2 separate regions of the Homo sapiens genome follow, and region 2 is linked to region 1. Evidence: read pairs that join two places in POLR2A ChIA-PET (ENCODE). Cell type or tissue: PC-9. All regions are shown on one strand. Links, peaks and the distances in the headings refer to the core of each region. The heading gives the core; the rest is flanking DNA. Region 1 holds the start of ASIP (agouti signaling protein). Region 2 overlaps ITCH (itchy E3 ubiquitin protein ligase).

The links. Peaks named below come from ENCODE experiments on the same cell type or tissue, not always from the same donor. Only the 100,000 strongest peaks of a DNase experiment are listed, where the experiment ranks them.
Region 2: POLR2A ChIA-PET joins it to region 1 with 12 read pairs; 4 of 35 experiments call an interaction of 5 or more read pairs at or near these places.

Annotation. Positions count from the first base shown.
Region 1 is chr20:34,239,274-34,254,857 of GRCh38, reverse strand. ASIP (agouti signaling protein) reads right to left here and starts at 13,435. Exons shown (of 4, transcript NM_001672.3): 1 at 13,369-13,435. It also overlaps a transcript of AHCY not described here and the pseudogene DENRP1. RefSeq lists enhancers at 11,842-12,343, 13,397-13,546, 13,567-13,636. In PC-9, for the core only: no CTCF peak of the experiment used is centred there; no DNase peak of the experiment used is centred there.
Region 2 is chr20:34,386,034-34,401,617 of GRCh38, reverse strand. ITCH (itchy E3 ubiquitin protein ligase) reads right to left here. Exons shown (of 25, transcript NM_031483.7): 3 at 7,737-7,827. The coding sequence starts at 7,806. Among named protein-coding and RNA genes, the nearest start is that of ITCH, 31 kb to the right of the region's middle. RefSeq lists a silencer at 5,670-5,771. In PC-9, for the core only: no CTCF peak of the experiment used is centred there; DNase peaks (open chromatin) are centred at 10,707, 11,247 and 11,817; H3K4me3 peaks cover 368 bases; H3K27ac peaks cover 6,393 bases.

The DNA of each region.
Region 1 (15,584 bases), core at 3,206-11,205:
TAAAGACCAGTATTCCTTACCTCAATTCTGGAGGGATATGTATATTCTAAATGTAATACAGGTCCATAATGTTTAGTTGTATTAGGATTCTTGGGGTCAGATGTTTTTTAGAATTCAGAACTTTGTGAACGTTAGAAAAATAGTATCATCCATATATTATGTTAAACCACATATAAGGGGTCTGGGAGAACCCTATAATGAAAATATTAATGCTTCTATAGCAAAAAGGCATGGATCTTCATAATAGGCAGGATGAATACAGACTATGAATTGATTCACATCAATTCGGGACGGGTTTTGTTGCCAAATGTCTTCAGGTAAGTTCAGATTTTGCTGCCAAATGAGTTGCCAAAGGGGGAACAAAACCTTATACTTTTCAGGGTGTTGGGATTTTGCAATTACAGGTAAACGTTTTTGGATCTGTACAGACCTTGTTGCTGTTATTACTCATTAGAGAAACACACTCCCTGCTATTAATACAGGACAATAATGCTAGGCCGGGCCCTGTGGCTCACGCCTATAATCCCAGCACTTTGGGAGGCCAAGGCAGGTGGATCACCTGAGGTCAGGAGTTCGAGACCAGCCTGACCAACATGGTGATAGCTCGTCTCTACTAAAAATACAAAAATTAGCTGGGTGTGGTGGCGCATGCCTGTAATCCCAACTACTTGGGAGGCTGAGGTAGAAGCATCACTTGAATCCAGGAGGCAGAGGTTGCAGTGAGCAAAGATTGTGCCACTGCACTGCAGGCTGGGTGACAGAGTAAGACTCTGTCTCAAAAAAAAAACGAAACAAAACAAAACAAAAAAACAGGACAATAATGCTGACAGCAATGAGTAGCTGTGTAACTGGGTTTCTCAACTGTCTTTCCACTCTGCAATGATGAAGACTGTTATTTGATGTGTGATATCTCTGATGACAGTTCTCCTTTTAAATTCATCATCTGTATTTAGGACTTAAGATGAGTTTCTCTTCAGCATGGTGGATAAAAAGAAGGATCCAGACACACGAGTCAGATCACTTGGATGAACCTGTCATTTAAATGGCTGCCTGACCCTAGGTCCACCTAGGTCTCAGCTTTCTCAGTTTTAAGGGCCCGGCACTCACGCCTATAAGCCCAGCACTTTGGGAAGCTGAGGTGGGTGCATCACTTGAGGCCAGGAGTTTGAGACCAGCATGGCCAACATGGTGAAACCCGTCTCTACTAAAAATACAAAAATTAGCCAGGCTTGGTGGTGCATGCCTATAATCCCAGCTACTTGGGAGGCTGAAGCAGAAGAATCGCTTGAACCGGGAGGCGGAGGTTGCAGTGAGCTGAGATTGTGCCATTGCACTCCGGCCTGGGCAACGGAGCAAGACTCTGTCTCTAAAAAATAAATAAATAAATAAATAAATAAATAAATAAATAAAATAAAATAAAAATAAGAGCGTAGGGAAAAGAAAGAGAGATCAGGCTGGGCGCGGTGGCTCACGCCCGTAATCCCAGCACTTTGGGAGGCTGAGGCAGGCGGATCATGAGGTCAGGAGATCAAGACCATCCTGGCTAACATGGTGAAACCCCGTCTCTACTAAAAATACAAAAAAATTAGGCGGGCGTGGTGGCAGACACCTGTAGTCCCAGCTACTCGGGAGGCTGAGGCAGGAGAATGGTGTGAACCCAAGAGGCAGAGCTTGCAGTGAGCTGAGTGAGCCACTGCACTCCAGCCTGGGCAACAGAGCGAGACTTCGTCTAAAAAAAAAATAAAAAAAAAAGAAAGAGAGATCAGGTTGTTACTGTGTCTATGTAGAAAAGGAAGACATAAAAAACTCCATTTTGATCTGTACTAAGAAAAATTGTTTCTGCTTTGAGATGCTGTTAACCTGTAACTTTAGTCCCAACCCTGTGCTCACAGAAACATGTGCTGTATTGAATCAAAGTTTAATGGATTTAGGGCTGTGCAGGATGTGCCTTGTTAACATGTTTGCAGGCAGTATGCCTGGTAAAAGTCATCGCCATTCTCCATTCTCGATTAACCAGGGACACAATGCACTGGACACAATGTCCGCAGGGACCTCTGCCCAAGAAAGCCTGGGTATTGTCCAAGGTTTCCCCCCACTGAGACAGCCTGAGATATGGCCTCGTGGGAAAGGAAAGACCTTACCATCCCCCAACCCGACACCCATAAAGGGTCTGTGCTGAGGGGGAGTAGTGAAAGAGGGAGGCCTCTTTGCAGTTGAGATAAGAGGAAGGCATCTGTCTCCTGCTCCTCCCTGGGAATGGAATGTCTCAGTGTACAGCCGACCATTCCCATTCATTTTATTCTAAGATAGGAGAAAATAGGAGAAAACCGCCCTGTGGCTAGAGGGGAGATATACTGACAACAATACTGCTCTGTTACTCTTTGCTACACTGAGATGTTTGGGTAAAGAAAAACATAAATCTAGCCTACGTGCACATCCAGGCACAGTACCTTTCCTTGAACTTACTCATGATACTAATTCCTTTGCTCACATGTTTCCCTGCTGACCTTCTCCCCACCTGTTGCCCTGCTACACTCCCCTCACTAAAATAGTAAAAATAATAATCAATAAATACTGAGGGAACTCAGAGACTGGCACCAGTGCGGGTCCTCTGTATACTGAGCACCGGTCTCCTGGGCCCACTGTTCTTTCTCTATACTTTGTCTCTGTGTCTTATTTCTTTTCTCAGTCTCTCGTCCCACCTGATGAGAAATACCCACAGGTGTGGAGGGGCAGGCCCCCTTCATAAGAGGATAGGACTATATGACTCACTATAGAGTCTGAGGCACAGAGTGGAAACTTGACAAAAATTTGTTATATGAATGAAAGAATCTACCTTCTATCCTTAATTCTATGAATCCTGTCTTAGTCTGTTTAGGTGACTATAACAAAATATCATAGACTGGGTGGTTTCTAAACAACGGAAATTTATTTCTCATGGTTCTGGAGGCTGGGAAGTCCAAGATCAAGGTGCAGGCAGATTCGATATCTAGTGAGGGCCTATTTCTTCATAGACAGCCATCATCTCTCTAATCTCACAAGGTGGAAGGGCTTTCCCTTGGGCCTCTTTTGTAAAGGCACTAGTCTCATTCATGAGGGCTCTGCCACCATGACCTAGTCACCTCCAAAAGGCCCCACCTCCTTACACTATAACCTTGGCAGTGAGGATTTCAACATCTGAATCTGAGAGGGCATAAACATTCAGAACATAGCAAATTCCTCATTTCCAATTCTTGCCTCCCTGTCATTGTGCCACTGGGCAGCTTAAATAGTTACACAGAGAAGGTCAGGCGCGGTGGCTCATGCCTGTAATCCCAGCACTTTGGGAGGCCGAGGCGGACGGATCACGAGGTCAGGAGATCAAGACCATCCTGGCTAACACGGTAAAACCCCGTCTCTATTAAAAAATACAAAAAAAAATCAGCCGGGCGTGGTGGCGGGCACCTGTAGTCCCAGCTACCTGGGAGGCTGAGGCAGGAGAATGGTGTGAACCGGGGAGGTGGAGGTTGCAGTGAGCCGACATCACGCCACTGCACTCCAGCCTGGGCGACGGAGCGAGACTCTGTCTCAAAAAAAAAAAAAGTTACACAGAGAAAGATTTATAAGGGTCACTTATTATGTTTCCTTAAGAGCTGAAGAATTTACAAATGCATAAGTGTGACTGAATCTGACTAAGTTGTGGAAAAGAGGGCATGGAAAGTCATGGAAAGTTTGTACAAGCCCACTGCAATTGTATTAATAGCAGTGAGTGTGTTCCTCATGAGTAGTAACAGCAATGAGGGTTTGTACAGGTCCAGTGCAATTGGTTGATGTAACCCAGGAGTCTTGTTGACGTGCGTGCACACATGTATGCTAATGTGCAAGATCTCTGCTTGAGGGAATATAAGAGACAACAGTGTTGAGATCATCCCTGAGTAGGGTACACTCAGCGTCCTGAGTGTGCACTGAAGGCATCCCCTTAGCGACAGCACTGGGGAGAGTATTGTATCTTAATCCTTCAGGGATAAGGCCTTGTTCCCCACAGCAAAGGAAAGGACTACAGTCTCCCAGTCATGTGGCATGGCTAAGTACCTACTGAGACAGAGGTGTAGTGAGAGATGAGAATGGAAGAAGAGGCAAAGGCACCTCCACCTCCCGGGTTCAAGCGATTCTCCCATCTCAGCCTCCTGAGTAGCTGGGATTACAGGCATGCACCACTACGCCCGGCTAATTTTGTACTTTTAGTAGAGATCGGGTTTCACCATGTTGACCAGGCTGGTCTCAAACTCCTGATCTCAGGTGATCCGCCCGCCTCAGCCTCCCAAAGTGCTGGGATTACAGGTGTGAGCCACCGTGCTCGGCCTTTTTAATTTTTTTGAGATGTGATCTCACTGTGTTGCCCAGGCTGGCCTGAAACTCCTGGACTTAGGTGATCCTCCTGCCTCAGCCACTCAAGTAGCTGGGACTATAGGGGCACCACTGCACCTGGCTCCCCTTTTAATTTTTATTTTAGCATTGTTTTAGTATTTTTTGTTTGTTTGTTTAAGTAGTCTTCTTGAAGACAGTGAACAGTGTCAGCTGCTGACCATACTAGGTGTTCATGAGGCACAACTCTGACAGCCTGCCCTGGGCTTTGCTAGTGGCACTAGTCAAGGCAGCCAGAGTGTCTGGGTAGCCAGCAAGCTGGCATTGGAGGGGAGGTGACTGGGCTCAGTTAGTCATAATAGTGGCTTCCACCAGCCCTGCCAAGCACCAATGGCCAGAGACCTGGGGGTTCTTGGTAAAGCTCATCCCTGTGAAGGACAGTGAACACAGATCAAGAAGTATCAGCTGGACCCCAGCATGGAGGAGCAACTGCAGACTTCAGCAGACTCATTCAGGTTAGTTAAGATGAAGGCAGGCTTTCCTTTGATCAGGCTTTTGGAAAAAAGCATATACTTGGGAAGAAAGGGAAATGATAGAGCAAGAGGGAATTCTTGACCTTGAAATTGTCTGTGAAACACTGTGCATATGTGATTTTTCAGGGGAGAGGGTCCATAGCTTTCTCTGGGTCCATAATGGGTTCTCTGGCCCTGAAAAACTGAATCAAGTTGCTTTATGTTCTGCATATGTGAATAACGGATGCCCTACCTTTAAATGGCTTTCAGTGCAGGGAAGAGAGACAAGTAACTAACAAAAGGAGGAGGGGGAAGTGTTAGAGTTGAGGCACAATTTGCCAGGCCCTGTGAAAAATGAAATGTAGGACCCCTTGTTAAAAAATTAAGAGATGGTGACAGGAGAGCATTAAACCAAGCCATTGGCCCTTTAAGCACGAGGCCTGGTGCAGCTACACAAGCTGCATGCTCATGAAGCCAGCTGTGGTTACAAGATTGAGAAAGTTGACACTGATCATATGACACAGTGGTTATGAAGAAGTTTGCGGATTAGGGGAAACATTACATTACACTCAGTAAAGTTTCAGCAGTAAGTCATATAATAATGAGACTGCTTATAGACATCACCTTCAGCTGTCTAACCAGGGCTCTGGGCATCGGATATCTCAGTGGAGGCGAGGAGATAGGGGATTGGGGGCGGGGGATGGGAATGCGTTTGGGGAGTCAAAGAATGAACCAGCATGTAAAAACCTGGGTTCTGGTCCCAGCCCTGCCACTAGCTCCCTGTGTGACTTCTGGCAAGTTACTTTCTCTCTATGGATAACTTTTTCTTCACCTGTATGAGAAAAAATTTGCATTATTAGATTTTTTTTTTTCGAGACAGGGTCTCACTCTGTCACCCAGGCTGGAGTGCAGTGGTGCCATCTCAGCTCATTGTAACCTCTGCCTTCAGGGTTCAAGCAATTCTCCCACCTCAGCCTCCCTAGTAGCTGGGACTACAGGCATGTGCCACCACACCTGGCTAATTTTTTTTTTTTTTTTGTATTTTTGGTAGAGATGGGGTTTTACCATGTTGCCCAGGCTGATGAATTATTAGATTTTTAAGTTCTCTTCGAACGTTGAATTGCTGTTATTCCAAATGAGTGGCATCCCCTTCAGAGAGGCTACAACATATTCTGCTGAATATTTCTTTCTTTCTGTTTTTATAGATAGGGCCTTGCTCTGTCACCCAGGCTGGAAGGCAATGGCAAGACCATAGCTCACTGCAGCCTTGACCTCCTGGGCTCAAGCAATCCTCCCACATCAGCCTCCCAAGGAGCTGAGACTACAGGTGTGAGCCACCACACCAGGCCAATTATTTTTTTAGTAGAGGTGAGGTCTCACAATGTTGCCCAGGCTGGTCTCAAACTCCTGGGCTCAAGAGACACTGCCTCCTCGGCCTCCCAAAGTGCTGGAATTACAAGCGTGAGCCATCGTGCCTGACCTGAATATTTCTTTTATGGTGAGGATTTGCCCTCTGAGAATAAATCTGACCTCTGAAAATAGACAATGATTTCCAGCTAACTCTGGTAAGAATAATAATGTTTTTGACTGAAAATGAGCTGTGGCCTAAGTAATGGGATTTTTATAACTTAAAAGTGGTTTTAGTTTTTAGCTAATATAACCAGAATTGAGACAGTCAGTAGAATGTTTTTCCCCAAAGTTGTAATATTGAGATGTCATAAGTTCATTCTAATGCTGCAAGTAGCTTAAAATATCTTTGAATTCTAGACATACCTTCAGAGGCAATTTTTTTTTTTTTAGATGGAGTCTTGCTCTGTCACCAGGCTGGAGTGCAGTGGTGCGATCTTGGCTCACTGCAACCTTCACCTCCCGGGTTCAAGCGATTCTTCTGCCTCAGCCTCCTGAGTAGCTGGGATTACAGGCGCCCATCACCATGCCAGGCTAATTTTTCTATTTTTAGTAGCGACAGTGTTTCACCATGTTGGCCAGGCTGGTCTCGAACTCTTGATCTCAGGCGATCTGCCCTCCTTGGCCTTCCAAAGTGCTGGGATTACACGCATGTGCCACTGCGCCCGGCCTTCAGGGGCAATTTAAAAGTCATACAAGACAGGGCACCATGGCTCATGCCTGTAATCCCAGCACTTTGGCAGGTGGAGTCAGGAAGATTGCTTGAGACCAGGAGTTTGAGACCAGCCTGGGCAACACGGCAAGACCTCATCTCCACAAAAATTTAAAAAATTAGCTGGGCATGGTAGTTTCAGCTATCTTGGGAGGCTGAGGCAGGAGGATCACTTGAGTCTAGGAGATCAAGGCTGCAGTGAGCTGTGTTTGTGCCACTGCATTCCAGTTTGGGGAACAGAATGAGACCATGTCTCAAAAAAAAAAGTCATATAAGAAAAAGCATCAGCAGGGTACAGTGACTCATGCCTGTAGTCCTAGCACTTTGGGAGGCTGAGGTGGGTGGATCACGAGGTCAGGAGTTCAAGACAGCCTGACTAACATGATGAAACCTCGTCTCTACAAAAATACAAAAATTAGCTGGGCGTGGTGGCATGTGCCTGTAATCCCAGCTACTCGGGAGGCTGAGGCAGGAGAATCGCTTGAACCCGGGAGGCGGAGGTTGCAGTGAGCCGAGATCACACCATTGCACTCCAGCCTGGGCAACAGAAGGAGACTCTGTCTCAAAAAAAAAAAAAAAAAAGCATCATATAATGTAATAATCATAGCTTTCGTAATAAGATGGAAACCTGTTTCAATTGAGGACCATGTGAGGCAAATATCAATTTAAATCAGTCTTTTCTAAAAATAGCTATTTAGGAGAGAGGCATATACAATGTTAAACACAACGGGCTACATTGGCTCATGCCTGTAGTCCCAGCTACTTGAAAGCATGAGGCAGGTGGATCACCTAAGCCTGGGAGGTTGAGGCTGTGGTGAGCCATGATCATGCCACTGCACTCCAGCCTGGGTGATAGAGTGAGACCCTGTCTAAAACAAAAAACAAAAAACAAAAAAACAAAAACCAACAACAATGACAACTAAAACAAAAAAAACTAAAAACATAAAATGTTAAACTCACTAGGTTTTTAAATTAAAGAGAGGAGTATAAAACAGGCAGAAAAGGAAAGGAGAGAGGAGAAAAGTACAGAGGAAAAGAAATAAATAGAAGAGTTGTGGGAATTGGAGTTAATCAGTAAAGGGAGCTTCAAGTTTATCTGCAATTTTAAAAAATATAAAAGATGAAGGCCCGGCACAGGGGCTCACGCCTGTAATCCCAGCACTTTGGGAGGCTGAGGTGGGCAGATCACTTGAGGTCAGGAGTTCAAGACCAGCCTGGGCAACATGGCGAAACCCCATCTCTACCAAAAATACAAAAAATTAGTCAGGCATGGTGGCATGTGCCTGTGGTCCTAGGAGGCTGAGGTGGGAGGATTGCTTGAGCCCGGAGGCAGAGGTTGCAGTGAGCTGAGATTTCTGAATCCAGTGGGGCTGATTGCAAAGGAGACCCAAGGAACAGTGCCAAGTTAGATGCCAATTACCCACTTCGAGTCCTTTATTGTGGAGTCTGTTCATTACCAACAGAGTACTGTGAATATATGCCTGATGTTGCTCATTGTAAACAATGGTTAGAGAAGAATTTTCTAAATGAACTTGCAAAATTTACTGTAGAAAATTCACCCAAACAAGAAGCTGGAATTAGTGAGGGTCAAGGAACAGCAGGGGAAGAAGAGGAGAAGAAAAAACAGAAGAGAGGTGGAAGAGGCCAAATAAAACAAAAAAAGAAGACCATACCACAAAAGCTTACTAAGGCCAAAATTCCTAGAGCAAAGAAGAAACATGTGACAAGAGTGTGTGGCCTTGCAACTTTTGAAATTGATCTTAAAGAAGCACAAAGATTTTTGCTCAAAAATTCTCCTGTGCTGCCTCAGTAATGGGGAGGATGAAATTATTCGGGGAGACTTTACAGATGACATAATTCATGTCATTCAGAAAAATGGCCAGAAGTAGATGATGACAGCATCAAAGATCTTGGAGAAGTAAAGAAGTGAATTTGAAAATTTGTCTGTATTTAATGGCCTGAACTGAGAGTTGATATGGCCAAAGGGAGAGAGGCCTTTATATATACATATATATATATTTACTGTAGAATATATATATATTCTACAGTAAAACTGTAGACTGCCCTCGTCCTTGGCATTTTCACTGTTTTGTACAAGGTTGCTTGTTTTTTTAATTGCCAAAGTCAAATAAACAGGGAGACTGTCATGCTCATGCATGAATAGAATTTAGTCAAATAAAAAATTTTGGTCATTTGCTGGGCGTGGTGGCTCACGCCTGTAATCCCAGCACTTTGGGAGGCCAAGGCGGGTGGATCATGAGGTCAGGAGTTCGAGACCAGCCTGGCCAATATGGTGAAACCCCGTCTCTACCAAAAAAAATACAAAATTTAGCCAGGCATGGTGGCGCACACCTGTAGTCCCAGCTACTCAGGAGGCTGAGGCCTGAGAATCGCTGGAACCTGGGAGGCGGAGGTTGCAGTGAGCCGAGATCTGCCATTGCACTCCAACCTGGGTGACAGAGTGAGACTCTGTCTAAAAAAATAAAATAAAATTTGGTCATTTGGTACTGACTTTCTCTTTGTCTCTCTCTCTTTTTTTTTTTTTTTTTGAGACAGAGTCTCACACTGTCGCCCAGGCTCGAGTGCAATGGCATGATCTCAGCTCACTGCCACCTCCGCCTCCCAGGTTCAAGCGATTCTCCTGCCTCAGTCTCCTGAGTAGCTGGGATTACAGGCGCCTGCCACCACGCCCAGCTAATTTTTGTATTTTTAGTAGCGACGGGGTTTCATCATGTTTGCCAGGCTGGTCTCGAACTCCTGACCTCGTGATTTGCCCACCTTGGCCTCCCAAAGTGCTGGGATTACAGGCATGAGCCACTGTGCCCGGCCTGACTCTCTCTTTGTCTTTTTATTTTTTGAAAAACCCGGTAGACTTTTTATGTGGAGCATTTTTGTTGATTATTTTACTGATCTAAAGCTGAGTGATTTTTAAAAATAATTTGAATTTGGCTTCCTAACCAGTAATACGTCTCCTTGCTTCATTGATGTGACAGTTTTGAGATGGGTGTGAATCTAATAAATTTGTGGTTCAATTTGCTTTGTTGTTACAAAGTCCACCCTACGGGCACAATAACATACTGTTGGTAGGAGTTGTTCGAGCTATTCTGGAGATTATTTGATAAAGTATGCTAAAAGCCTTAAAACCATGAATGTGCGCTGTTTGAAACAGTAAGCCACTTCTTTGACATTAGAAGACATTAGAAGAAATAACCAGCCTTGCGTAAAACTTATGGATGAAAGTATTCATCACAATATTATTTATAATGAAAAATTGCAAATGTTACAAATGAACAATTGGAAAATGATTAAACAAGTGATGGCACATTGTGTGGTAGAATATTACGCATATGTTTAAAGAATCATATTTTCTAAGATTACTTGGAAACATTTTGGTAATGTCAAAGGCGGGCACCTCAGACACATTTTAGACATTAATCATCATCATTGTTCTGAGTGGAAGGCCATTCAGAGAGGCTAGAGGTTCTTATTCTGGCTATAAATTATGTGAGTAAAATTCTGCTAACCAATGAAAAATACTGTACACCCATGCTCAAGATGTAGTCCTGGAAATAGCAAGTGAAACATGTCTTCTCACAAGAGAAGTTTTAATGACAAGAGAAGTAAAAATGACAGTTTTAATGATGCATTAGATGAATTTAAACTTTAAATCAGATGCTGCAAATTGGAAGGAAGACTTGCGGTGTTTGTTCTAAATTGCTGCGGACACTTCTAAGAAACTTAGAGCCCACAAAACCATGGTTTATTGTCATGCAAATTACGATCTTGAATGAGAGTTTTTTTGTTTGTTTGTTTGTTTTGAGATGGAGTCTCACTCTGTCGCCCAGGCTGGAGTGCAGTGGCGCAATCTCGGCTCACTGCAAGCTCCGCTTCCCGGGTTCACGCCATTCTCCTGCCTCAGCCTCCTGAGTAGCTGGGACTACAGGCGCCCGCCACCACGCCCGGTTAATTTTTTTGTATTTTTAGTAGAGACGGGGTTTCATCGTGTTAGCCAGGATGGTCTCGATCTCCTGACTTCATGATCCACCCGCCTCGGCCTCCCAAAGTGCTGGGATTACAGGCGTGAGCCACCGCGCCCGGCGAGACAGTTTTTTTTTTTTTTTTTTAAATACAATATTAGAAAAATGTAAAGTATTAGAAAGATGTAAAATTTAAAAATGAAATTCTGCATTAACTGTGAATTCTACTAAATAGAATTACTGGTGGAGCAAATTTATCCATCGAGACTATCTGGTATGTGTTACATATGTATTCTGTTGGTGCTGGCAGATGTCTGTGTGCCTGTATCAACATGTGCTCCACAGTTCTTAGCAAATGCAGTTTCAATCCATAGCTAGCCAGCAGTGGATGTTACCACAGGAAAATGCAGGATTAAAATTGTCCTTGTGTAAAAAAAAATTCAGAATAATTTTTTCTTAACAACACTAAAATTATTTGATCTCTTGGGCTGTATCTACATACACGTACCGATTTCACTATTGTGACTGAATTGGCTAGTCTAATTGTTATGCCTAACAGATGCCAAATTGAATAATATTTTAATGGGTGGTTTGAATCTTCTGTAGACAACCTGCTTCAGAACTCTTCTTTGAGACCAAGAACCATATGGCAGGCCCAGACTGCCTGAGGGGTCCTGAGTTAGAACTTGAGAGAAGACTTGAGGCTGTGTCCCTTCTCAAGGGACAAAAGGACAAGACTCCTTCAGGCAGCTGTTTGTCAGTGTGAAATCTGTCTCCCTGTTCCACTGAAACAGGGGTCAGAGTCTAGGCTTCCCAGATGTTCATTCCCACAGTGTACAAGGAATACAATGCTGATAGGCGATGCTAAATGATTGTTTTAGATCTCCTGACATCATTCCCTTTAGGCTGTTTTATCTATCATTACTCAACAAAGACCTTAGTGGGTACTATATTGGTTTTGTTTATGCTCTCCAGAAATCACTTCTCTGCCTTTTCTCCTTCTCAGTAATCATGTCTTTTGATTTCTGAATTCCTTTACCTGGGGTGCATTCTGCACAAGCACTCATTAAGCATAGCTGAAGCTGAGCTGACAGTCTGTGACAGCTCTCAACAACTTTACAGCAGAAGGAGGGAAGAGGCTTTGATGTGAGATGAAATTTTCTGCAGAAGAGGATTAAGTCAGAACCAAGGAGATATAGCTGAGCAAATCTTAAGAATATGTATGCATTAGTTCTATTTGGAGAAAGTAGAAAAGGTTTTGAGACAGACATTTATGAAAGTGTTTTTCATTTTGTTTTGTTTTGTTGTTTGTTTGTTTTTTGAGTGGGTCCCAGTAAGGCATCCAAAATAACCAAAGAAAACCCAAAATGACTGGCTGGGTGCTGTGGCTCACGCCTGTAATCCCAGCACTTTGGGAGGCTGAGGTGGGCAGATCACCTGAGGCCAGGAGTTTGAGACTAGCCTGGCCAACATAGTGGAACCCTGTCTCTACTAAAAATACAAAAATTAGCCAGGCGTGGTGGTGTGTGCCTGTTGTCCCAGCTACTCAGGAGCCTGAGGTGGGAGAATCGTTTGAACTCAGGAGGCAGAGGTTGCAGTGAGCCAAGATCATGCCATTGCACTCCAGCCTGGGTGACAGTGAGACTCCGTCTCAAAAATAAATAAGTAAATAAATAAAATAAAATAAAAATAATAAAATAAAATAAAATAAAAATTTTAAAAAGGAAACCAAAAATGACTTCACTATGCCATCCCATTTAGCCTCTTTAATCTCCTCCAATGGAAACAGCAGAACAAAATGTTCCATATCACTGAAGCAGAGCGAACTCACCTACAATTGAAAACATTAACCTGAGCTTCCTTTAATGGGCATTAAAATGTGTGAATATGGATATCCATTCAGAAAAGTCAAACATTTACAAAGGAAAAGGAGAGTCTGCAATAAATGGAATTTTGGTCATCTGTTTCATCTCTAATAAATATGAAATGAACAAATGCTACACGTGCAGACTGATCCCTAAATCCTAAATTCTGCTCTGTAAGAGTTATTAGAAATCTGAAACCACAAGCAACTTTCTGAAGACATTTAAAGAAGCATTAAAGTGTGACTTTGGGGTCAGGGTCGATATTTAGGAGTACTTCTTTCTTAGATATACATATAGATATATTTATTTATTCGTTTACTGCTAGGCAATGGAAAAGGCACAGAGTAAAGAGAAAGAAGCCACTAGTTAGCAAAAGATCAACTGCTTTCTTCACACTGAACTCCTCTTAACTACTCTGACCCACAAAAGTGAATCAAAAAAATCTGTTTAACTTTCCAAGAAAGGAGGGATAACTGTTAAGTCCTTTCAACTTTCCAAAGTAGCAGCAGCTTCACTCCTGAAAGCAGATTAAAGTTGCCATCTAAACTCACATGCTTTCCCGCAAAGAGCCCAGGCCAAGGAACTTCCTTTTTCACCTTGCAGCTGTAGAGATTTGCTGCTTGCTCATCTATAACTTCAAAGACAAGAACAAGAAAACAACCAATCATACTACAAAATTATTTCAAACTTCACCACATCTCACAGGCAGGAAGGTTCTTTCAGATCCACAGTGAAAATAGGAAATGTTTCATCAGCTGAAAGGCAGCTGCAAGCAGATCAAGAGAGGTTTTACAAAAGAAGCAAAAGGTAAAGGGTTATCCTTTATTTTACAAAGGAGCTCTCTAGCAACCCAGTTCATATAAAAGTTAAACTTAGAGAAGAAAATAGAATCTCTATAGGCGGCAGAAGAAAAGAAAATTGTTTCCTCCTATTTACGGTGCAAGTGACTGTGCCTCTATTAGCCCCTCTAAGGGTCGCCAAAGCAGAGCGTCTTTCCTGTCCGTGGATAGCAGAGGCAAGGCGTGTTGCTCTGAGATTTTTTAAAGATCCCAGGATCTCCCAGAGCTGGCTTCCCCACCTCATCTCTTTGCTTTCAGCCAAGCAAACGTCATGCCTTCATACTCATTCTGGTTGCCAGAAGTCTTGTGGTCTGTTCTTCCCATATTTCTCCCAATTCTTTAGAATTGGAATTGATGTTGACATTGAGGTTACAAGGGATTGGAAGGGAAGTGGTTGCATCAAGGATACTCCAAGGGCAGAGTTTAATGAAAATTTAATTCAGAATGGATCCCAAGAGACGGAATAAAACAGTCTAATTGAGTTAACCTAGAAAAACAAGTCCTGCCAAAGAAGGGTCTAATTCAGCTTGTTTCAGAAATTCCGGGTGAGTTAAGGAGTAGTTGGTGGAGAAGCTAAACTCTTGATGGGCAGATTGCTGAGGCCCAGCCCACCTTATTAGTAAAATCTCTTTGGGACCTTTTTTTGCAGGAATATTGGTCTCATAATTTTCAGATTTCAGTCAAAGGGCTGTACTTACACAGACTCAAAAACTATGACGCTGCAGTTCTTTTCTTCTCCTTACTTAGTTGGTTTTCCTTGGATCAACTAGAATTTACAAGGTTATGTGAAAGCTGATCACACAAACTGGGTCATTCTTGTCATACCCAACTAAATCAGAGTCTAGGGACCAGGAGGGAAGAAGCACTTGGGGCACAGCACCTGCTCCATGAATTAAATTTTTCACAAGCCCAGCTGCTAAAATGGCCTGCTGTAACCCCAAGACTAGTTTAGTAGCTGCTGAAACATGACTTTAAGAATAGTTTTGCCTACCACCATCACTCACCAATCAGAGTTTGCCAGCTCCCAAATGCTTCTTTTTTCTCTTTTTTTCCCTTCTTTCCAAATGATTCTTTAGTGCCAATGAGCTTTCTTTCAAAACAGTATAGAACATTTCTCTAATAAAACTCCCAACCTTCTTTCTGTTCCTCAGACACACTGAAGACCACCTGGTTAGTGTGTATGCCTCAAACTGCAATCCTTGCTTCCAAAATAGAATGCTTTAAAGTTAGAGATTCATCGCTATGTTTTATTTTGACTTCAACAGTCACAATGTATTGCTTCCTGGATAATGTGGAGCTTAGAGGCTCTGCAGAAGAAAGTAGGTTAATATGGGGCCCTGCAATAAACATTGTCTGTTTTCGTGGTGATGGGTGCAGAAGAGTGGGATAGGGGATGGCACACCCCTACATTATCCTTATTTCTAGGAACCAATTTCTTTTGGTGATTTGTAGAGACAAGGGCAACTGGAAAGATAAGTGAATAGGGAGTCAGGAGATCTGGATTCCAGTTTAGGCTTTGTTACTTTCTCTCTGATCTTGGACAAGTCACATAAACTGTCTGAACACTGCTATCTCATCTACCAACCACACTGGGCTGAAAAGAGGATCCAATGAGATAATGTAGACGCCTTGAAAACTCTGAAGCATTCCACAAATGTGAATGTTTTCCAAATTTTAGTTCATTATATGACCCACCAAGTAAGGCTTTGGATAAAGAATTTGATTGGGAGGCCGAGGTGGGTGGATCACCTGAGGTCAGGAGTTCGAGAAGAGCCTGGCCAACATGGTGATACCCCGTCTCTACTAAAAATACAAAAAATAGCCAGGTGTGGTGGCAGGTGCCTGTAGTCCCAGCTACTTGGGAGGCTGAGGCAGGAGAATCGCTTGAACCTGGGAGGCAGAGGTTGCGGTGAGCCAAGATTGTGCCA
Region 2 (15,584 bases), core at 5,428-13,427, 140 kb before region 1:
GGGGCTTTTAGGAAGGAGTATAGTAAATGCCTCATTTAATAACATACTCCTTTTAGAAAGTTAGTTGCCTTTTTACTCCACCCTTGAGTAGATCCAGTATTTGATGAAACTTGTGAAAGTAGGTGGAAGCTGTCTTACCCCTCCTCTTTTCTAGGAGACACTATATGTGACTGTGACTTTCAAGGACATTTGCTTGCCATTTGCTGATTTTTTTGGAAAGTTAATTTCTTAACTTCTTTCACTAATAAATGAAGAAAAGTACTGCACCTTTGAAACAGAACAAATGGGTTGAGCTTGTAATTTAAAAAAAAATTTCCCGGTCAAAAAAAAGAAAAAAAGAAGACACAGATGAGTTCAGTATAATAGCTGAGGTTATATATAGGCATAATTAAATGGGAAACAGGTAAATAAAGACAGGGAAGGACATAAGAAAACAGACTTACATCCAAGGTAAAGACCCTGGCTAAATGATAAGAAGAAACGAAGAGCTGATTCAAAACATCCAAGACCAGCCTGGGCAACACAATGAGAATGTGTCTTTATAAAAAATTTAAAAATTGGCTGGGAACAATGGCTCACGCCTGTAATTCGAGAACTTTGGGAGGCCGAGGTGGGTGAATCACTTGAGGTCAGGATTTTGAGACCAGCCTGGACAACATGGTAAAGCCTCATCTCTACTAAAAATACAAAAAGTGAGCCAGGCACAGTGGTGCATGCCTGCAATACCAGCTACTGGGGAGGCTGAGGCATGAGAATTGCTTGAACCTGGGAGGCGGAGGTTGCAGTGAGCCAAGATCAAGTCACTGCACTCCAGCCTGGGTGACAGAGCGAGACTCTGTTTCAATAAATAAATAAATAAGTAGGTAAGGGGGTGGGCATGGTAGGCAGAGATTGCAGTCAACTGAGATCGCGCCACTGCACTCCAGCCTGGGCGACAGAACGAAACTGTCTCAAAAAAAAAAAAAAAAAAAGAAAAATTTTTTTCTCTTTCTAACTTTCTAAAACACAAATCTAACCACCCTTTGATACAAACACTGATTACTTCCCATCTCCATCTCCCTTAGCAATAAATTTTTTTTAAGGCACACCTGAAAGACACAGCCATTCCCATTCTCAGGGCTCCCCTATTATAGGAGCTTTCATGGGTATTAGGGCAAGTTTTGTGTACTCTCTTCTTTCATGTGTCTTGCTCATGCTGTCTCCTCAAAGGGTCCTTTTCTACTTTTCTGCATTTAAACAGCAGCAATCCTAGGTCAGGGAAAGTGGCTCAGGCCTATAATTCCAACACTTATGGAAAGGCTGGGAGCATCACTTGAGGCCAGGAGTTCAAGACCATCCTGGGCAACATAGCAAGACCTTGTTTCTACAAAAAAAAATTTTTGGCCGGGCGCAGTGGCTCACGCCTATAATTCCAGCACTTTGGGAGGCTGAGGTGGGCAGATCACAAGGTCAGGAGATCAAGACCATCTTGGCCAACATGATAAAATTCCATCTCTACTAAAAATACAAAAATCAGCTGGGCTTGGTGGCGCATGTCTGTAATCCCAGCTACTCAGGAGGCTGACGCAGAAAAATTGCTTGAACCAGGGAGTCAGAGGTTGCAGTGAGCCAAGATCACGCCACCACACTCCAGCCTGGCAACAGAGCGAGACTCCGTCTTAAAAAAAAAACAAAAACACAATTTTTTTTAATTAGTCAAGTGTGGTGGGTGGTACACGCCTGTAGTCCCAGCCACTATAGAGGATGAGGAGAGAGGATTGCTTCAGCCCAGGAGGTTAAGGCTGCAGTGAACCGTGACTGTGCCACTGGAGTGTAGGGGTGCGATCTTGGCTTACTGCAACCTCTGTCTCCCAGGTTCAAGTGATTCTCCTGCCTCAGCCTCCCGAGTAGCTGGGATTACAGGCACGTATGACCACACCTGGCTAATTTTTGTATTTTTTAGTAGAAACAGGGTTTCACCATGTTGGCCAGGCTATCCTGAACTCCTGACCTCGGATGATCTGCCCGCCTCAGCCTCCCAAAGTGCTGGGATTACAGGCATGAGCCACCATGCCCGGCCAACCCTGTCCCTTAAAATAAATAAATAAATAGCAGCAATCCAAACACCACCTTCTTTCCCAGTGACTCTAGTCAAATACTGATCTCTTTTTCCTGACCAGTTATCCCTTCTTGCCATTACAATACATGGTGACATTTGTTTATTTTTATTTTATTTATTTATTTTTTTGAGACAGTTTCACTGTTGTTGCCCAGATTGGAGTGTAATGGCACGATCTCAGCTCACCGCCATCTCCGCCTCCCGGGTTCAAGCAATTCTCCTGCCTCAGCCCCCCGAGTAGCTGGAATTACAGGCATGTGCCACCATGCCCGGCTAATTTTGTATTTTTACTAGAGACAGAGTTTCTCCATGTTGCTCAGGCTGGTCTCGAACTCCCAACCTCAAGTGATCCGCCCACCTCGGCCTCCCAAAGTGCTGGGATTACAGGTGAGAGCCACCACGCCCAGCCTGACATTCATTTTTTACACTTGCATATTTATTCCTTACTTGATTCTAGAAAGGCATTGAGGCAGCTTACAATAAAACAAATACTATAACTGACCCATTAAGAGATTAAAACCCACGATGTCATTAAGGAGATTTGTGCAAAATACTTAGTTCTAAGCATTCTAGCATCAAAACTAAAGAAGTAACTCAATGAATTATGAAGGGCATTTGATTCTATTAAACTTGGCACTTCTGTCTTTTATCTTATGTTCTCTGTTTCATATCTAATAATGTTTGCTGAACTATTATCCATTATTCATGGTGTGTTTGTTTTTTGCCCTACACTTGAGCATTCTCAGAATATTTAGACCCAATTAGCAAGCAATGAATTAAAAAAAGAAAAAGAAAAAAATTTATAAAAAAGAGAATATTTAAGGCCAGGCGCGGTGGCTCACGCTGTAATCCCAGCACTTTGGGAGGCAGAGGCGGGTGGATCACCTGAGGTCAGGAGTTCAAGACCAGCCTGACCAACATGGTGAAAACCCGTTTTTACTAAAAATACAAAAATTAGCCAGGCATAGTGGCGGGTGCCTGTAATCCCAGCTATCTGGGAGGCTGAGGCAGGAGAATTGCTTGAATCTGGGAAGCGGAGGTTGCGGTGAGCCGAGATCACGCCATTGCACTCCAGCCTGGGCAACGAAAGGGAAACTGTCTCAAAAAAAAAAAGAAAAAGAATATTTTAGACCCAAGATTTTAAAAATCTGAGATGTGGCTGAGTGAGGTGGCTCACACCTCTAATACAAGCAATTTAGGAGGCTGAGGTGGGTGGATCACCTGAGCCCAGGAGTTTGAGACCAGCCTGGGCAACAGAGCAAAACGCCATCTCTATAAAAAATACAAAAATTAGCCGGGTGTGGTGGCGCACACTTGTAGTTCCAGCTACTCAGGAGGCTGAGGTGGGAGGCTCACCTGACCCCAGGAGATCAAGGTTGCAGTGAGCCATGATCACGCTGCTGCACACCAGCCTGGACGACAGGGTGAGACCCCATCTCAAAAAGAAAAAAATCTGAGATGGCTATGGATTACGACTTTTTGAGGTGCAATTAGTGTTTATCATCACAGTAAAAAAAAAAAAAAAATTCAATAACGATGATAGCAAGTAAGACACTTTATGCAAAGAAAAAAACTATTAATCATTGTCTCTGAGAATAATTTACTATTTTTTTAAATCAGTAAAAAATAAAATGTATATTACTTATGTAATCTGAAAAAGTACAGAATGTTTTAAAGGACTGTTCTAATAAAAGCTTTCAACTTTAAGCTGCCAAAAAGAAGTCATAAGAATTCTGGTCTGATATAAGTCAGCTACTCAAGCTAGATTGAGGATGAGGGGTGGGGAAAAAAAACTGGAATCTGGCCTTAACTAAGAAATAGTAATATCTTTCTTTAAGAAACAGATACTGCTAAGGAAAGATACCAGAGTTAGTGAAGGAAATCCGAAAAAATTCTATGATGTGGTTACCTTAAGACAGTATTATTTTTATATTCAATCACCTTTAGGTTTTGAGGAAAATAATAATGCTAAGATATGATCTGTGACCTAACCTATTCATAATCCAGAAGAAGCTATAAGCCAGGCATAGTTGAAACTAAAATACAGGGGATGATAATTGTTCTATAATCAATAAATGCTATCAAATTAAAGGGAGAGAGACTGAGGTTTTCATTGTGTGATAGAAATACATACACATCTGAGGAAAATCCAGTGACTCATTCTAGCTAGTACAAATGGTTCACATATAAAGACTTACAGGCCGGACGCGGTGGCTCACGCCTGTAATCCCTGTACTTTGGGAGGCCGAGGTGGGTGGATCCTGAGGTCAGGAGTTCAAGGCCAGCCTGGTCAAGATGGTGAAACCTCGTCTCTATTAAAAATGCAAAAATTAGCCAGGCTTGGTGGCGGGCGCCTATAACCCCAGCTACTTGGGAGGCTGAGGCAGAGAACTGCTTGAACCTGGGAGGCGGAGGTTGCAGTGAGCCAAGATTGCACCACTGCACTCCAGCCTGGGCGACAGAGACTCTGTCTCAAAAAAACAAACAAAAAAAAACAAAAAACCTACAAAGACACCATATGTAGACAGAGGGTGAAGGGTCTTAGCTCATACTAAAGAAACTCTATACCATAGTCTAAGAGAAGTACCTAAGGTTTTTGAGCAGGAATGAAACATATTGGATGGCATATTAAAAACATTAATCTGAAAGTGATACATGAAATGATTAGAGGAAGAAATAAAGACAGAGATATTAATTAACAATAGCGACAGAGGTATTAATTTACAATAGCAAACAAAGGACGTGAACAGACATTTCTCCAAAAAAGATACAAAAATGACCAATAAGCACATGAAAAGACAATATCATTAGCCATCAAAGGAGTACAAGCCAAAACCACAATAGGGAGCTGGGTAGGGTGGTGCATGCCTGTAGTCCCAGCTACTCAGAAGGCTGAGGTGGCACGATCACTTCAGCCTAGAAGTTAGAGATTGCAGTCAGCCATGACTGCACCACTACACTCCAGCCTGGGTGACAGAGCAGACTGTCACCTGGTCTCAAAAAAAAAAAAATTAAATGGATAAAACATATGCACGCGCGCACACACACAGAGTAAAATACTACTTCACACCCACTAGAATGGCTATCATAAAAAAGATAATCACTGGCAAGAATGTAGAGAAATCGGAATCCTCATATATTGCTAGTGGGAATGCAAAACGGTGCAGCTGCTTTTAAAAATAATTTGGGCCCGTGCAGTGGCTCACGCCTGTAATCCCAGCACATTGGTAGGCCGAGGCAGGTGGATCACCTGAGGTCAGGAGTTCGAGACCAGCCTGGCCAACATGGTGAAACCCCGTCTTTACTAAAAATACAAAAATTAGCTACACATGGTTGTGCGTGCCGGTAGTCCCAGCTACTCAGAAGACTGAGGCATGAGAATCACTTGAACCCGGGAGGCGGAGGTTGCAGTGAGCCGAGATCACACCACTGCACTCCAACCTAGGCAACAAAGCAAAACTCTGTCTCCAAAAAAAAAAAAAAATAATAATAATAATAATTTGGAATTCCTCAAAATGCTAATAAACATGGATTCCATATAACCTAGGAATTTCACTCTTAGGTATATACCCAAGAAAACTGAAAACATACATTCTCACAAAAACTTGTACACAAATGTTTATAGCATTTTTCATAAAATCCAAAAAGTGGAAACAACCCAAACATCCCTCAACTGAAGAATGGATTTTTAAAATTTCGTATACTCATACAATAAAATATTATTTAGCAAAAAAAGGAATTAAGTAATGATACATGCTACAACATGGATGAACTTTGAAAACAGTCTGCCCAAAGAAGACACAAAAGGCCACACACTGTACAATTCCATTTATATGCGAGATCCAGAATAGGCAAATCTAGAGACAGAAAGATCAGGAGTTGCCTGGGTTTGTGGATGGATGGGTTAAATGGAGAGTGACTGCTAATGAGTACAGGGCTTCTTTTTGGAAGGACGAAATTATTTTAAAGTTGATTGTGGTGATGGTTGCTGAACTCTGTGAATGTACTTTTGGGGTTCAGAAACTGATATCCCAAAATATGGTGCTTTGACTTGCTGAACTAAGTAAGTCTCTCAAGGTCTCTCTGACCCCTGCAGCTCCCCTCCCTCAATCTTCTTTCTCTCAAAGTACAGCATGAAGTTGTTTTCTGAAGTTCTCTTATCTGCCTAAGTCCAGATCCACCAAAGAAGAAAACAATTACAATTACCTTTGTTCCCATCCCTGAGTTTTCAATAACTAAACTTGTATAGCAGGAATATAAAAACTGAAGTCTTTTTTTTTTTTTTTTGAGATGGAGTCTCGCTCTGTCGCCCAGGCTGGAGTGCAATGGCATGATCTCGGCTCACTGCAACCTCCGCCTCCTAGGTTCAAGTGATTCTCCTGCCTCAGCCTCCCAAGTAGCTGGGATTACAGGTGTGCACCGCCACGCACAGCTAATTTTTTTTATTTTTAATAGAGACGGGGTTTCACCATGTTGGCCAGGCTGGTCTCAAACTCCTAATCTCAGGTGATCTGCCCACCTCGACCTCCCAAAGTGCTAGGATTACAGGTGTGAGCCACCGTGCCTGGCTGACTGAAGTCTTTTAACAGACCTGGACCTGGAGAGACTTTTGTCATAAACCACTATCTATTCTGTGGGCCAAACAGACTTTGTCCCAGGCCATTGTACATTCTTCGAGCCCTCTGAATTCCCCTAAAAATCATTTACCATCCCTCTAAAATCATCCACACTTCCCCATCTCCCTTTCCCCTATGAAGAAGAGTATATAACCATTTTGTACCCCATTGCATGATGGGGTAATCATTCTGTGATCCATCCCACCCCTACCCATGCATGCTAATAAGATGTACGCCTTTTCTCCTATTTATCTGCCTTTTGTCAGGCCCTAGTGGGAGGATCATTTAAGCCCAGGTGTTCGAAACCAGCCTGGGCATTATAGTGAGACCCCATCTCTACAAAAAACTGCAGAATTTGCTGGGCATGGTGGTGCACGACTGTAGTCACCACAGCAGGAGGCTGCATGATTGTGTCATTGTTATAAGTAAATAAATAAATGGGTAACCTGTAGGGGATATGAATTATATCTCAATAAAGCTGTTAATACAATACCAAACAAACATAATTAGCAACTACCCAGGTACCCATGTTGAAGGAAAAAAAAACTGTAAAATATCCAAGAATATTCTACAATAAAAATTACATATCTATATATCTTCATTCATTCATTCAGCAAATATTAATTGAGCACCTGACATGTAACAGCCATTAAATATTTTGTTCTCTTAAGTTTTTTTTTTTTTTTTTTTTTTTGAGACAGTCTCACCCTATCACCCAGGCTGGGGTGCAGTGGCGCAAACTCAGCTCACTGCAACCTCTACCTCCCAAAGTCAAGTGATTCTCACGCCTCAGCCTCCGGAGTAGCTGGGACAGCAGGTGTGCACCACCATGCCCAACTAATTTTGTATTCTCCATGTTGGCTTGGCTGGTCTCAAACTCCTGGCCTCAAGTGACCCGCCCACCTCAGCCTCCCAAAGTGCTGGGATTACAGGCATGGGCCACCATGCCTGGCCCTCTCAGGATTATTTTTTAATCATACGGGGAAAAATAAAGTAAAGCAGCCGATGTTTCTAAAACTTACCAGTGATCTGAAGCTGTGATTTCATGGTGAGGCTACCCATTGAACCAAGTTGTGATCCACTGTCAGACATACCACCAATAGGTTGGAAAACCTGAACATGGCAAAGGAGACACTGTAAACATCAAAAATTCCCATTAAAAACATATATAAATAGTGCTAACCTGGCTATTTATTACTGAAGACCATGTAACAAAGGCCTTTACATTACTAAACACAATTTTCAATTCTAGTCTTTATCCTACCTAACTTATTGGCAAAATCTGACATGGCTGTTCATCCCCTCCTCCATGTTTTACTTTCTTCCCTTCAGTTCCCAAGATATATTCTCCAGGTTTGTGTCCTACCACACAGATTGTTCCTTCTCAGTATCCTCTGATGATTCCTTTTCTCCATTATCTTAACGCTAACATATCCTAGATCTTAGTTCTTGGTTCCCTATTCTATCTACACTCATTCCCTTGAGGATATTACCCAGTCCCCAGTAGGTAAGACTATAAGTGGGTGCCACCATGCTCGCCTAATTTTTTTAATTTTTGGTAGAGACAGGATCTCACTATATTGCCCAGGCTGGTTTCAAACTCCTGGGCTCAAGTGATCCTCCCACCCTGACTTCCCAAAGTGCTGGATTACAGCGTGAGCCACCACACCTGACCAAATTACCCATTTAGAAGTCAATGCTTGTTAGTAATACAGGGGCCAAAAGAAGACTTCCCCTTTGCCCAGTGAAGGTTCGCTGAAAATCGTCTGACAAAACGCAGGCAGATAAATTGGAGAAAAGGCATACATAACTGTTAGCATGCATGAGTTGGGGTGGGGTGGATCACAAAATGATCACCCCATCACGCAATGGGGTACAGATGATTATAAACTGGAGGATATTACCTATCCAGATAGCTTTAAATAGCATCTATATAACATGTCCCAAGCAACTTTATTTACTTATTTATTTTTTGAGAAAGATTCTCACTCTGTCACCCAAGCTGGGGTGTTCTGGAGCGCCTCCCGGGCTGGGGGGGTCCTTCTGCTTCAGCCTCCTGAGTAGCTGGGACCACTGGTGCACACCACCACTCCCCAACCAGGAGGTCAAGTCTGCAGTGAGCTATGATCACACCACTGTACTCCAGCCTGGGCAACAGAGGAAGACCCTACCTCAAAAAAGAAGAAATAAGATACAATAAAAAATAAAATCAAACTAAATGTACTTGGCACTTACTGTTTGCCAGGCACTATGGAAGAAGTACACAAATACAATAAGGCAAACAAAATGCCTTGAAACTGTAAACGCTGTCTTGAGTTTTTATGCAAATTTAGGTTTCTGTTTAAAAGTTTAAATATAAAACAATTATGATGGCTTCTCAATTCTGCAAAAATGAAATAGAACAATAATTCCTACTGAGATGAACCCTATAAAATCCAACCTACTTCATTCTGTGCTTACATACAAAAATGCTCAAAGCTAAAATTTCGTCTCAACCATAAGGACTAGCTCATTTTCTTGGCATAATACATATATTTTTTTCCTTTACCTTGTTTATTTAAATTACACTATTTCAGATGTTTTATAACCAAAATCTGCTAAAAGAACCCTCTTATTTTAAATATGAAAGGTAAACATCATAAAGTCAATAGAAGTCATCCAGAATACATTCAGAAATGAGATGTAACCTAAAAGCCTTAACACCATATTGCACAAGATATTATTCTGATTCAAATGGCTTGTTATGGACAAGGGTCCTCAAAGACATCATTATCACATTATGTAGTTATTACTTCCTCCTCAATATCCAAAAGCCTGATTGCCATAGAACGACAATATTTAAAAAAGTAAATTAAGGGGCAGTGAGAAAAGTCCAATATCTGGCTGCTGATATTCTGCATGATAAAGGTACTCATCTCCATCAACAGTCGCTCATCTCCACTAATAATTTATTGCAAGAAAATGCCCTAATAGTACAGTATAAATTATTCTAAATATAAATTAACATTAATTACAAAGTTGCAAAAAATTTTAAATCTCTACAAAAATTAAGTATATTTTAAAAACTAAAATTAACTTCATGTAGAAAAGATTAATGAAAGCACAGACTGCAAACATTTTTAAGAACAATGACTCTCCAGATAATTACAGAGAATCATTATGGTAGAATTGTGAGGTGCTCTGCCAAAAACATCCTAGTAATTTCAATAATTTATGTACATATACATACTAGTTTTACATAACTAAAATTCACCAAGCATTTTAAATTCTTGAAAAGAATAAAAATCACTATTTGTATAATATCAAAAAAATTAGAAATAATGTATATTATCAATTGGCATATTCATATATTAAATCACATATTCATACCACAGAACAGATTACTATGCAGGTATCAAAATAAGTAACTTATTAATGACTGAAATTGAGAGATCCCAAGAACATCTTTAAAGCTGCAGAACAACATGCATGAGTTGGGGTGGGGTAGATCACAAAATGATCACCCCATCAGTATGTACAGTATGATATTATTTTTGCAAACTAAAACACTATATATTCCTATGGGTACAAATACTTGTAAATAAACGCAGAAAAAGTATACATTCCATTCAGGAGGAGGGCACCTGTGTACTCAAGTACGTGGTCATAGGGAACTGTAGTTTTGTATGTATTGTTTGAAGTTCTAAAAATAGGACATGTATCACTGTTGACTTGTACAATTTTAAAAACAGCATAAAACAGAGTAGAAAAAAATAGATAATCCACACTTCAAGTCCCATCCTCTCCCCTGAGCGCCAGATTCTTAGTTCTATTATTTACAACTGCATACATGGTTAAAATGATTAAATCTAGGCCGGGCGTGGTGACTCACTCCTGTAATCCCAGCACTCTGGGAGGCCAAGACGGGTGAATCACCTGAGGTCAGGAGTTCAACACCAGCCTGGCCAACACGTTGAAACCCCGTCTGTATTAAAAATACAAAAAATTAGCTGGGCGTGGTGGTGGATGCTTGTAATTCCAGCTACTCGGAAGTCTGAGGCAGGAGAATCGCTTGAACCCGGGAGGCAGTAAGCCAAGATTGCGCCATTGCACTCCAGCCTGGGCAACAGGAGCAAAACTCCATCTCAAAAAAGAAAAAAAAAAGATTAAATCTAGGCTGGGCACAGTGGCTCAAGCCTGTAATCCCAGCACTTTGGGAGGCTAAGGTAGGTGGATCACCTGAGGTCAGGAGTTCGAGACCAGCCTGGCCAACATAGTGAAACCTCGTCTCTACTAAAAATACAAACATTAGCCAGGTATGGTGGTACACGCTTGTAATCCCAGCTACTTGGGAGGCTGAGGCGGGAGGATCGTTGAACCTGGAAGGCTGAGATTGCAGTGAACCAACATCGTGCCATTGCACTCCAGCCTGGGCAATAGAGCTAGACTTCATCTCAAAAAAAAAAAAAAAAAAAAAAAAAGATTATTCTTGTCAATTCTATACCATGTATTACAGAAGACATTATAGCATGGTAATTATGTATGCCAACTGTGAAGTCAGACAGATCTAGATCAACATTCCTGAACTGTTACTCTGTGAACTTGAGCAAATTACTGAATTTCTCTAAGCCACACTTTCTTCATCCATAAATGTAGATAATCTATAATTTATAGTTTCATTTTAAAGACTGACAGAGTATCTGCAGAATTAAAGACAGTTGTAGGAAAACTGCCTGTTGCATGCAAGAGTGATGCCATCTTGAAGTGAAACCATCATGCTAACCAATTTTTTTCTTTTTTTTTTTGAGACAGAGTCTCACTCTGTTGCCCTGGCTGAGTGCAGTGGCACAGTCTTAGCTCACTGCAACCTCCACTTCCCAGGTTCAAGCGACTCTCCTGCCTTAGCCTCCCCAGTAGCTGGGACTACAGGCACCCACAACCACACCTAGCTAATTTTTGTATTTTTAGTAGAGATGGGGTTTCATCATGCTGGCCAGGCTGGTCTCAAACTCCTGACCTCAAATGATCCACCCACCTTGGCCTCCCAAAGTGCCTGGCCCTGACCAATGTTTGATTCCTGCATACCAAGGTGTTCTTCAGCAGAGTCTTTAAACAATGCCTGTAACATAGATAACCCCTTAAAAAGATGCTTATCTAACCTCCCCAGTGGTCATGACTTTGAGTAATAAAGTCTGAAACATGACCACCTGCACATTACCCTAAAGGGATAATGTCCCTAATGGACACTTTCTAGTGGTTGTAGGGATCTACTATCTCATGGCCAACCAAGACATCACTTCTGTTCCTAAGTTTCTACTGAATATGTTTTTCTAAGAAACTGGATTTCTTAGTCTCTTTCCCATTTTCTTACAGTTAATCTTTTTCACCCTCAAGTGTTTCTCTTTTGTAGCATCTAGTCTGCAGTTCCTTTCCCAGGAAGTCAAAATTAGTGACTAAAATCTGCATATTCTTACTGCATTGTTACTCACACAGAGAGCATGGCATCAATTTTTATAATTCTAATTACAGTTGGCTCTTGTCCAACAACTGGTTTGAACTGCACAGATCCACTTATATGCAGCCTTTTTTCAACCACACACAGATTGAGGCCAGGAGCAGTGGCTCACGTCCGTAATCCCAGTACTTTGGAAGGCTGAGCAGGGAGGGTTGCTTGAGCCCAGAAGGTTGAAAGCAGTGTGGGCAACATAGTGAGACTTCATTTCTATTTAATTAAAATTTTTTAAAAAATAATAAAAAATAAAAATAAAAAACACCAATTGAAAATACAGTACTCATGGGATGTGAAACCCAAGTCTATGGGAAGGACTTTTCACATACGCAGGTTCCACAGGGCGTACTTCAGAGCATGCACTGACGTGGTTATATGTGGTGGTCCTAGAAGCAATCCCCACATATACCAAGGGATGATTGTATTTATATTATGGGTCTCTCTTAGATTTTCATTTTAAGTTCTAGGACAGCAAAAGTGCTCTTATCTTCATCTCTTGTTTTCTGTTATAAGGGGACTAAAGTGAAACTTTATGCATTGTGTTTTCACTTGTTGCCTTTGTGTTATCTTCATAGACCTAAGAACAAAAAAACATTCTTTGTAACTTCACATTCATAATTAGAGACTCTTTTGAATAGGCTATTAGTGCTCTCATTTGGAGGAGAAATGTTAGACAGTGGTGAGTGTTTTGGATTGTAATACATACTTTTAAGCCTTTGTATGTCTCAGTAAGAAAGATGTCCTAAATTCAAGTCCTTTTGAGGAGTTAGAGAAAACTTTGCCCTGAGTATCATAACTTTTTTGTTTATTGGTTGGACAGATATGTGAGAGCAAAATCCTGTCTCTACAGAAAATAAAAATAAATTAGCTGGATGTGGTGGTATGTGCCTGTTGTCCCAGTTAACGGGGAGGCTGAGGCACAAAGATCGCCAGAGACCAGCAGGTAGAGGCTGCAGTGAGCTGTGATAAGGCCACTGCAATCCATCTTGGGCGACAGAGCAAGACCTCATCTCAAAAAAAAAGAAAAGAAAGAAAAGAAAAGCAAGCAAACAAGATTTAAAAACAAACAAGCAAACAAACAAACTAAAAGCCTTCAGAAGACCAGCCTGGGCAATACAGTGAGACTCCCATCTCTACAAAAAATTTAAAAATTAGCCAGATGCAGTGGTGCATGCCTATAGTCCCAGCTACATGGGAGGCCAAACTGGGAGGACCGCTTGAACTCAGGAAGTTGAGGCAGCAGTGAACCGTGACTGCACCTCTGCATTCCAGCCTGGGCAACACAGTGAGACCGTGTCTCAAAAAAAAAAAAAAAGCCTTCACAAGTACAGCAGTATGCAATCTATAGCTTTACTTAGCACTGTAAACCATTGTGACTGGAACCAATGAAGATACAGTTTGAATCTAAATCATGGCTGGGTGCTGTGGCTCACGCCTGTAATCCCAGCACTTTGGGAGGCCGAGGCGGGTGGATCACAAGGTCAAGAGATTAAGACCATCCTGTCCAACATGGTGAAACCCTATCTCCACTAAAAATTCAAAAATCAGCCAGGCATGATGGCAGGTACCTGTAATCCCAGCTACTTGGGAGGCTGAGGCAAGAGAACCGCTTGAACCCAGGAGGCGGAGGTTACAGTGAGCTAAGATCATACCACTACACTCCAGTCTGGGTGACAGAGCGAGACTCCATCTCAAAAAAGAAAAAAAAAAATCTAGTAACAATATTTTAAAACTCTATTACCTATTAGTCTGTCAGTTACAAAGAAACTCAAAACAGGGTCTTTTTTTTTTTTTTTGAGACAGGGTCTCGCTCTGTTGCCTATGCTAGAGTGATCGAGCTCACTGCAGCCTCAACCACCTGGGCTGAAACAATCCTCCTGCTTCAGCCTCCTGAGTAACTGAGACTAACAGCCACATACCACAGGCCCATCTAATTTTTTACAGGGAGATAGAGACAGGGTCTCACTATATTGCCCGGGCTAGTCTCGAACTCCTGGGCTCAAGTAAGTCGTCCTCCTGCCTTGGCCTCCCAAAGTGCTGGGATTACAAGGATAAGCCACTGTGCCCAGCTGGGTCAATACTTAGCACTTTATAAATTTTTTTTTTTTTTTTTGAGACAGACATTCACTGTGTCGCCCAGGCTGGAGTGCAGGGGCGCAATCTCCCCTCGCTGCAACCTCTGCTTCCTGGGTTCAAGCAATTCTCCTGCCTCAGCCTCCCTAGTAGCTGGGATTACAGGCATGCATGACATCTGGCTAATTTTTTTTGTATCTTTAGTAGAGATGGGGTTTTGCCATGTTGGCCAGGCTGGTCTCGAATGCCTGACCTCAGGTGATCTGCCCGCCTCGGCCTCCCAAAGTGCTGAGATTACAGGCATGAGCCATCACACCCGGCCTATAAATCATTTATTTTGAGTAATGTTTACTACTACACTAGAAAAATGTGACAGATAGAATGCCCAATATAGAAAGAAGGTGCTAAAACACTGCCAGAGGTAAAATTAACCTTAACATCTTACTGAAAAGGCAGTGGAAACAAAAATGTGGAAAGGGATAGACATACTTCAGAAGATAATTTCAGTAATATCTTGTCTCTTAAGCAACAAACATTTATAGCCTTATTTTAAATATGTATCTTATTTATAGAGAAATTATTAAACAGGATATTGTGAAATTTGCTTGGTTTATTTTCAGAAATAACACACCCAACATAATCAGATATTTTTACAGGCCACATCTATTGTGACTTAGAAAACCTTTAAGTAATTTAATATAGCCCTATATTTTCTTAAAAGAATCCACCAAAATGACATTTCAGAAGACACAAAAAAACTAAGGAGAAAAACTGCTTGTGACAGAAAGTCCAGAGTTCAAAGAGCTAAAGTATATAGTGGTATTCAGAGAACTAAACCCTAATGAAGTCAAACTCTCAAACAATCTTACTATAAAATACAGAAGCATGTGTGGTAAATTAGAAATACATACCGAGTAGTATGTCTCCCTTGGACAGGGCTACTCTGTCATGTTCCCAAAAACACTACTCAAGTGAAAAACTAGATCCCATTATCTAGGGGCACAGTAGCAAAGACTAGCTAGAAGGAACACAGGAACATTTTTAGATCCCATTCTCTGCTAATAATCACAAAGGACCTTAGCCAGGTGTGGTGGCAGGCACCTGTGATCCCAGCTACTTGGAAGCTGAGAATTGCTTGATCCCAGGAGGCAGAGACTGCCATGAGCTGAGATCACACCACTGCACTACAGCCTGGACGAGAGATCAAGACTCTGCCTCAAAAAAACAAAACAAAACAAAAAAAAAAACAAAGGAGCCGACTTTGGTGCATGGGCTACTGAAGGTATTGGTAGAAGGAATAAAAGTTTAT